Regions from separate parts of the Homo sapiens genome. Here region 1 is linked to region 2. Evidence: chromatin contacts called from ENCODE Hi-C or POLR2A ChIA-PET data. All regions are on one chromosome and are shown on one strand. The core of a region is the stretch at or near the end of the contact, and the rest is flanking DNA. Distances in the headings are between cores, read along the strand shown.

Region 1 (4,409 bases), core at 1,459-3,958, 34 kb before region 2:
TTCCTCACAAGCCTCCTTGTCTGCATTGGCTGTTAAAGGTCTTCTTCAAGACTGTGAAGGGTTTCTGCTCTCAAATATGGGCTGCTTAAACTTTCTTTTTCTTTTTTAAGAGACAGTGTCTTGCTATATTGCCCAGGCTTAAGTGCAGTGGCTATTCATGGTCATGATCCCACTACTGATCAGCACAGAAGTTTTAACCTGCTCTGTTTCTGACCTGGGCCAGTTCACCACTCCTTAGGCAACCTTGCTCCCTGGAGGTCACTGTATTGATACCAAACTTAGTGCAGATCTCTGATTGGCATAGCTTACTAAAGCCCAGAACTCCTGGGCTCAAGCGATTTTCCTGCCTCAGCCTCCCGAGTTGCTGGGACATAAGCAGGTGCCACCTAGCCCTGTTCAAACTTTCTTGACGATATTATGGCTGTTTTGCTGAGATTTTTTTTTTTAAGCATGCCCCATGCCCCTCAACTCTGTTACTGTCACTCTACACCTGTTGTAACATAGGACAGTTTCTTTTTTTTTTTTTAGACAGAGTTTCACTCTTGTTGCCCAGGCTGGAGTGCAGTGGCACAATCTCAGCTCACCGCAACCTCCGCCTTCCCAGTTCAAGTGATTCTCCTGCCTCAGCCTACCAAGTAGCTGGGATTACAGGCATGCGCTGCCACGCCCGGCTAATTTTGTATTTTTAGTAGAGACGGCATTTCTCCATGTTGGTCAGGCTGGTCTCGAACTCCCAATCTCAGGTGATCCACCCGCCTCGGCCTCTCAAAGTGCTGGGATTACAGACATGAGCCACCGCGCTCGGGAAGGACAGTTTCTTACTGAGGAAGTTAGCTACTCATGCTTATTTAAAACATTGCAAAAGCATTATAACAGGGAACTCAGGGTGTGGCCTGAGTCCTGTTATTCTCCAGGCTGCTATTATATACAGCTGTTTAGGCTTGCCTGCTATGTGAGATCTTACTACCTGTTCCTAGGCATCAGTACCTGTCTGGTCACTCAACAGTGGCCACAAATTATTATCACTCTCCATTCCCCATCAACCTATACCATTTCAGTGAATGACAGTTTTAAAACTACAAAAACAACACATTTGGGAAGTTATGAGAGTAGAAATTGAAGTTTATTGGCTTCACAAAGGATAAGAGCAAGATATACCACACAGGAGGGTTCCCATCTCAATACCTTAACTTGCATATTCAGATTATTCAAATTATTGGGGACCAGGGTTTGGGGATCGTGCACAGCTTTGAGTAATATTTGCTAGTTATATTTAAGAACAAAATGGCATCCTTAGGGCAGTTCCAACTATTTGTGAGCTCTGGCTCCAGACAAACCTCTGTCTGTCAGGATGAACTCCAGGAGGAGTACAAAAGGTGCAAAAATAAAATAAAATAGAAAACATCATATATATATACACGTATATATATACACACATATATACACGTATATATATATACACACATATATATATATACACGTATATATATATAGTTTTTAGACAGGGTCTTGCTCTGTCACCCAAGCAGGAGTGCAGTGGTGTTATCATAGCTCACTGCAACCTCAACCTTCCTGGCTCAAGCAATTCTCCCACCTCAGCCTACCGGCTAGCTGGGACCACTGGCACCGGGCTAATTTTCTTATTTTTTGTAGAGATGGAGGTCTCACTATGTTGCCCAGGTTGGTCTCCAACTCCTAGGTTCAAGTGATACTCCCGCCTCGACCCCCAAAGTGCTGGGATTACAGGCATGTGCCACCGCGCCTGCCTACTCTTTTAAAGACGCTAGGGATGCAAAGAAGAGACGAAAGCAAACACGAAACCTTTTTGATCTCAAGGAACTAAAGGTCTGAGTCTGACACTTCCCATCCCACACACATATACAGAGGGAAGGATCTCTTCTCCAGCAAAAGTTTTCACGAAAGTCATCTCTTTCCTCATTGCTTAAAAGAAACAAAAAGCCAAGAAGCCGTTATGGAGCGGGTGTGGGGGCCTGTGACCTTTTGTCTAGTTGCCATCCTCCGGGACCAACAAGGGGTACATCAAATAAGGGACGCGGCGGCTCAAATGACATGAACATAGGAGTCCGCATTCTCTGAGATGTCATTCCTCCAGGAAGACCCAGGAACCGTGAATAGGGCGGGGTGGTGGGCAATATCTGAAGCGAGGTTTCCTGGGAACGCGATGCCACTGGCCAGGACGCTGGAGAGGGCAGCGGGCTTGAAGAATCCCTTCTCAAGGGGTCCGTTCCTGGGTCGTATATGGAGAAGTCTGTCCAAGCGTGTGTCTGTAAGGTCTAGAGCCGGGCGTGCATTCAGAATCCTCAAGCTCATCTGTACTTGGACTCTGACCCTGAAGCGAGGCGGTTTCCGAAGTCTGATTCACCGAGGGGACAGGACCTATTTGGGGCATCCGATGGCAGCGAGAAGAGAAGGGAGCCGAAATGCAAAATATTCTCAAGATGCAGGAGGAACCCCTCTCAAAGAGCGCCACGGAGAAAACTTCAGAGTACGGGCGCGATGATCCAGCACAACGCCAGGACCTGCAGCCCAGCCCACCTCTCCCCGGGCTGCTGTGGCGCAGGCGCAGTGGCGCCGCGCTCCGGCCCCAGCGCGCATGCTCTGCCCGGCTGCGGCGCTTCGGGCAGGCGGCGGCGGCGGCGGCGGCGGCGGCAGAGGGAGTTTCCGCTTTGTACTCCACCCCGGTAGCAGCTCCGCGGCAGGGACAGCTTCCTCCGGACGCTTGGCGGGCTTCGCTCTCGCCTTACGACAGCCCGGTCGGATCATGGGGTTGCCCAGGGGGCCGGAGGGCCAGGGTCTCCCGGAGGTAAGAACGCCTCCTCCTTCCCTGACACGTCGGGGTTCCTGAAGAGAGGGCCGAGCCGCGGGGCGGCGGGCTGAGCGGGCCCTGGGTGCGTTAGGGGCGCCCCGCCCCCTTCCTCAGGCGTATCCACCTCAGGGAAGCGCCGACCCTCTTCTTGGAGGCGGGGAGCAGGTACCCCTGCATGGGCAGGGGGCGGCGGGCGGGTGAGGACAAACTTAAGCCGCTCCCGGGTCTCTTGGGGCGCAGGTGGCCTTCCTAGCCCGACACCTGCTCTGACGCAGCCCCACGCGCCGCGGGGTCCTGGGCTCCCACCTTTCTCCCTGTCCGGGACGGGCTCCCCCACCCCGCGCCGCAGGGCTAGCCCCGAGGGCCGAGGCTGCTGGGCGCTGGAGTCACGAGACCGCTCTCCGAGGCGGTTCGGGCTCGGGTGGTGACCTTGGGACGTCTACCGCCACCCCGCAGAGTCCCGGCGGCCCGCCCCACCCGCCTTGCTGTCGGGAGGGAATGCCACCCTCCTTGCGTGGACCCGGGCCGGGGCGGCGGGAGGAAGTTTGGGAGACTTGCGCGCACCAGGGAGGTGTCCCGCTGGGTCAGCGCGCCGGGGCGTTCGGGGTGGGACGCACTCCAGGGGTGCTGTGTGGCGGGGGACCCGGCTCTGGGCGGAAAGGCTGCGGCTTCTCCAGAAGAGGGCGGGGTTCTTTTCCAAAGGTGTTTGTTAAGTACTCACTTAGTGCTAGGGAGGGGGTCATGAGTGGTTTGCGGATTTCCACGTTTGCTGGGAATACAGGGAAAGTGTATTCATTTTCTTTTGGCTGCAAATACCACTTAGCATCTCATAGGTAGTTTGCATCTGTCGTCCCTTTCAGTTGATTTTACTCAAAGGCTAGTCTAGTTTACTGGATTCTGGAGAGAAATGGAAGCCACGCCGCACCTCTGCCTTTTTCCTAAGGTTCTGGAGCAGGCATTGGGCAGGGTGACTGCTTGCTTGACGTGGTGAGTCGTCCCTTCACACTTACCTGCCAGTGACCAATGTTACTCCTCTGCATTCCTCCCAAATCCTCAGTTCTTTCATATCACAAGTATCCACTAATTGAGGGATCACTGTGTTCTGTGTCCAGAAGCTGGGAATATATATAGTCTGAAAGGACAGATTTGTTTGTCAGTGTGTGCTCCCCGAATGCAAGTCCATTTTGTTGTCTTAAGAAAACCTGACAAGCATAATGTTGTCAGAACCCCTGTATTAGGTAAAATCTTACATGCACGTTGCCTGGGATGGGACCCAGGATAGTGAACAATAGGATTTGTACTGTGACATTTGAAGTTTTCTTTTTTGCCACTTCTGTATTCTAGGCTCTCATCAAGTTTTTGCCTGGCCTTTTGCTGTAGACTTCTGTCTGGTCTCCCACGTTCTACTTTAAATCCGTCCAACCCAATATTCCACAGTACTATCAGTGGAGGTCTTTCTGGGGGGAAAATAAATAAATTAATTAATGAAGAGCAACCTGCTGCTGTATGTCCTTCGTTTAAACTTTCACTGACTGCTAAGAGGCCACACTCACCAGGTCAAGCAATAACTTATCATCATTTA
Region 2 (4,057 bases), core at 160-2,659:
TCCATATGTGGCTATTGAGCAATTGAAATGCGACTAGTGTGGCTCAGGAACAGAATTTTGATTTTAATTAAGTTAAATTTAAATTTTAAGATTTGTGCTTGATTTAGTTAATGGGAAATGTTTATCTTTGGAATAACTTGGTCATATGAACCTACTAACCTAGTAATTAAAAAATTGTATGTGTGTCCTTCTTTATATTTCTTTTGTACTGTGCTGTTCTAAATGTACATCCTTGATTTAAAGACTGGGTCCTATGACTAAGGTATGAAGAAGTGAACTGGATGATGGGAGGAGCTCTTTGGTGCTAACAGTGTAGGTAGCAAGAATCAGAGCTAAAGAAGAGGAATGCAGGAGCAAATGGAAGCATGCGGCACTGCGGATCAGAGCTGTCACTTGGGGGAAACGGGCAGGGCTGACAGGAAAAGAGGAAAGCGAGGCAGTAGTTAATAGGCAGTTGAGGACAGAGCTTTGTCATGGAAATCTCACTACTTTGTGACATGGATGAGGCCTTTAGAAAAATCATGTGGACTCTTCATTCATGCAGCAACCATTAATTGAGCACCTACTATGTGCCAGGCACTGAACTGCCAGGCAATGGGGATATTGAAGTGAATGAAGCTGTACATGAATATTTATAGTAGCACTGTAAATATGTTGCATAATATATTGCACAATTATGAATTTAGCAATTCATAATTGCTAAAAAGTAGAAACAACCCAGATGTCTGTCAGCTGATGAAACAAAATGTGGCTTACTCATATAATGGGATATTATTCAGCCATAAAATGGAATTAAGTAGTGATTCATGCTTCAACCTGGATGAACTTTGAAAATATTCTCATGAGTCAAAGAAGCCAGACACAAAGGCCACATTTTGAGTGATTTCATTTCTATGAAATCTCCAGAATTAGCAAATCCATAGAGACAGAAGGTAGATCAGTGGTAGCCAAGGGCTGGGAAGAGGGAAGAATTGTGATTAACTGCTAATAGTAACAGAGTTTCTTTTTGAGGTGATGGAGCTTTTCTTGATTTCGATAATAGCGATGGTTGCACAACATAGTGAATACACTAAAATCCAGTGAGCAATACACTTTGAAATGGTGAATTTTATATTATATGAATTATGTCAGTTTTTAAAATATTTTTTTAAAGTGAATGAAGCAAATTTCTTCCTCTCCAGAGGCTCAACAGAAAGGCTTAGCGGATTACTCATGAGGGATAATTATGTTCACCATACAATGAGTGCGTTGGCTGTCACAGAAGCTCACATCTGGAGGGCTTACTAAAAGAGTCTTCCCAGAGCCTCTGTCTTTAAGGAGGAGTAGATTCGTCCTAGGAATCAAGTCACTCAGATTTGGTTGTTCACTTCCTTATTTGGAAAATCCGTGAAGTCCCTGGGCCTTAGATAAAGGGCTTTATGTCTTCTGCCCTAAAAGTCTCCACAGACTAAAGGCATAAAAAAGGAAAGATGAATACTCAAGATGCAAGGACACTATAGGAGTGGGAAACTTGGGCAAGACCTTGTATTGTTCAGGGTTCCCTGGTTGAAAAAACAGTACCCTCCCACTAGTTTCAGCAGAAGGGATTGGTTACAGGGCTGGATGAGAACTAGGCTGAGCCAGGGTCAGCTCTCAAGCTTCACATTAGAACTGGAGCTCCAGGATACTGTTTCTGCCTCCAAAATCAGGAAGCTAGCTAGCAGCCTGTAGGATTGGGAAGCTGGTGCTATAGCGGCTTGACAAGGAAGGAAACCACGCTGCTTCTGTCAAATTAGGAAGCTCTGAAAAACCAAGAAGCCACTGTGATAGCTGCTAGCCCCAGAACCTGGCTGTTTCTACTGTGATCCACACCAACACAATGGATCCTTTATGCTTCCCTCTTTCCTCCTTTAACTGTTCCATATTGAAAACTCTAGCAAATGCATCTGATTGGTGGAACGTTAACAGTATTCAGAACCCTAGGTGCAAGGGAGTATGGAAAATAGTCTCTTTTCCAGCCTCAGCAGTACTAGAAGATGCAATAGATATTAAGCCAGTCCACAGAATCTGCCATAAGGTCCTTTACAGAATTCGTGTGGATAGCCAAAATTTAACCTTGGTCTGCTACACTTTGGACCTATAGGTTTATTTCTAAAGGGTGGACATACTGCCCAGCAGTGACTTTTTGGTTTCCCCAGTTATATGACAATCTGTTGCAAGGTCAGATGATACTTTTGGCTTCTTGATTTTTGCATTTTTTCACTTATGTTTAGTTTGTTTGTTCAGTGAATATTGGAAAAACCAGATATAAAGGTAGAATCTTTGCCCTCAGGAGAATGATACAGATAAGTAACAGTTGCATGTATTCACCATCTGGGAAGTGAGAGGAGCATGAACAGATGCAGGGATGGATAGGCCAGGCTGAGCACATGTGCATGGGGGATGCTTCACAGGGGAGGAGCTTTAGAGCTGAGGAGTGGAGGGTGAGTAGGGAAGCAGGGGCGAGAGGGGAACAGCTTAGTTTGTGCAGAGCTCTCTGTTCAGGTAGTAAGTGTAATAGGAACACAGAAGGTGCTGCTGGTGGTGAGGTGAAACACTTGTTAGGCTGAGCCATGGAAGAGAGGCTTTATAAGGCTCCTGAGGAGGTTCTGTTTTCTTCTGAGGGAAGAGGCCTGCCATTGATAAATGTGCATCAGGCCAATGCAGAAGTTGGACAAGGAATGGGCAGGAAGAGTGTGGGGAGTGAAGCTGGAGGACCAAGACCAGGTGAGCACACAACCCAGAAGTGAGGCACAGAGTAGCCTTAAACTTGTTCTTTATTTTCATTTATTTATTTTTGAGACAGAGTCTTGCTCTGTCACCCAGGCTGGAGTCCAGTGCTATGATCTCGGCTCACTGCAACCTCTGCCTCCTGGGTTCAAGTGATTCTGGTGCTTCAGCCTCCCAAGTAGCTGGGACTACAGGCGTGTGCCACTATGCCCAGCTGCTTTTTGTGTTTTTAGTAGAGACAGGGTTTCACCATGTTGGCCAGGCTAGTCTCAAATTCCTGACGTCAGGTGATAGGCCCGCCTCAGCCTCCCAAAGTGCTGGGATTACAGCACTTTGCAGGCGTGAGCCAGCGCGCCTGGCTCAATTTGTTCTTAAATGTTTGCATTAACTTTATTTTCTTACAAATCACTTAAAGGTGTATGAGGCTGGGTGGTTTGCATTTTGCTTTTTGTTGAGGGTTGAATGGATTTTGCATTGTTATACTTGCTTTTTAAAAAAACATAGATTAATTAGAGCCAGAAAATAAACTACTTGAAACTGAATTGTGTTTTTGTGTTTTTTTTAATTTAAGGTTGTGTGAAGTGAGTACACATTATTGGCATCATGCTTGGATTATGTTTGGGAATAAAAAGTGTGCTAGACTCTAAGTTATGGAAGTAGCCATTAAAGCGCATATTTGGCTTAAGGAAACACATTTACATTTGTTTATATAGATATTTTTAAGGCTTTTAGCTTAAACCGTGGCTCTGAAATGCAGTGGCTGATTCAAAAAGTCATAATTGCACTTAAGGAAAATGTTGCATTCCATACTGTCTGAGAGTTCCAATTTACATTATAGTATTTGCATAGCAAGTAGGGTGGCTGGCCCTTTATTAAAAAGACAGTGGAATATGTTTGTAATTTAGGCACTTGTAACGTTTTCTCAAGTCACCAAATGGCATAAATTCTCTTGATGTTTTTCATGTAAAAAGTCAACCAAAATGCATTTCACTGAATGTATTGTAATTTTTTAAGTAGTAATTAAACTCCTTTTTTGTGGCCTGCAGGAGATATGGATTTAGCCGCCAGAGCAAAATGGAGAAGGTAAGAAAAACATTGATAGTAAGAGAGAATACTTGAGAGATGGAAGTGACTCCCTTCACCTCTGACTAACACTCACAAGCCGGGCAGCAGCTTCTTGGGAAACCCAGGGATGTGTGAGCTGCCTTTGGCCCCTGCATCTCCGTCCTGGCTTTTCTAGCTAGCCACCTCTACAGACTGGGGAGCAAAGCAGCAGTCTCCTCCTGGGGCTGGAAATGAGGGGTGATTG

Evidence for each region. A loop is a pair of places that touch in the nucleus more often than their neighbours do. ChIA-PET counts read pairs that join two places held with the same protein, here RNA polymerase II (POLR2A). Pooled maps may share reads with other maps.
Region 1: a loop to region 2 is called in a map of CD14-positive monocyte, with 4 times the contacts of the local background. The contact joins the promoter of CCDC93 here to the enhancer-like site in region 2. A Hi-C loop is called at or near these places in 5 of 168 maps with a recorded cell type or tissue (CD14-positive monocyte, CD8-positive, alpha-beta T cell, Caco-2 and 2 more) and 2 of 50 pooled maps. POLR2A ChIA-PET finds 5 or more read pairs at or near these places in 5 of 52 experiments (B cell, MCF 10A, T-cell and 1 more).

The regions. Positions count from the first base shown.
Region 1 is chr2:118,012,369-118,016,777 of GRCh38, reverse strand. CCDC93 (CCC complex scaffolding subunit CCDC93) reads left to right here and starts at 2,708. Exons shown (of 24, transcript NM_019044.5): 1 at 2,708-2,824. The coding sequence starts at 2,783. It also overlaps the pseudogene RN7SL111P. RefSeq lists silencers at 2,501-2,700, 3,171-3,220.
Region 2 is chr2:117,977,768-117,981,824 of GRCh38, reverse strand. It overlaps CCDC93 (CCC complex scaffolding subunit CCDC93), which reads left to right. Exons shown (of 24, transcript NM_019044.5): 8 at 3,795-3,831. Among named protein-coding and RNA genes, the nearest start is that of CCDC93, 34 kb to the left of the region's middle. Within about 2 kb of position 1,409, at least 8 of the 41 ENCODE cell types and tissues checked have a DNase peak (open chromatin) inside an H3K27ac peak, as active enhancers do; they include CD14-positive monocyte and mammary epithelial cell, where a contact is called at or near this core.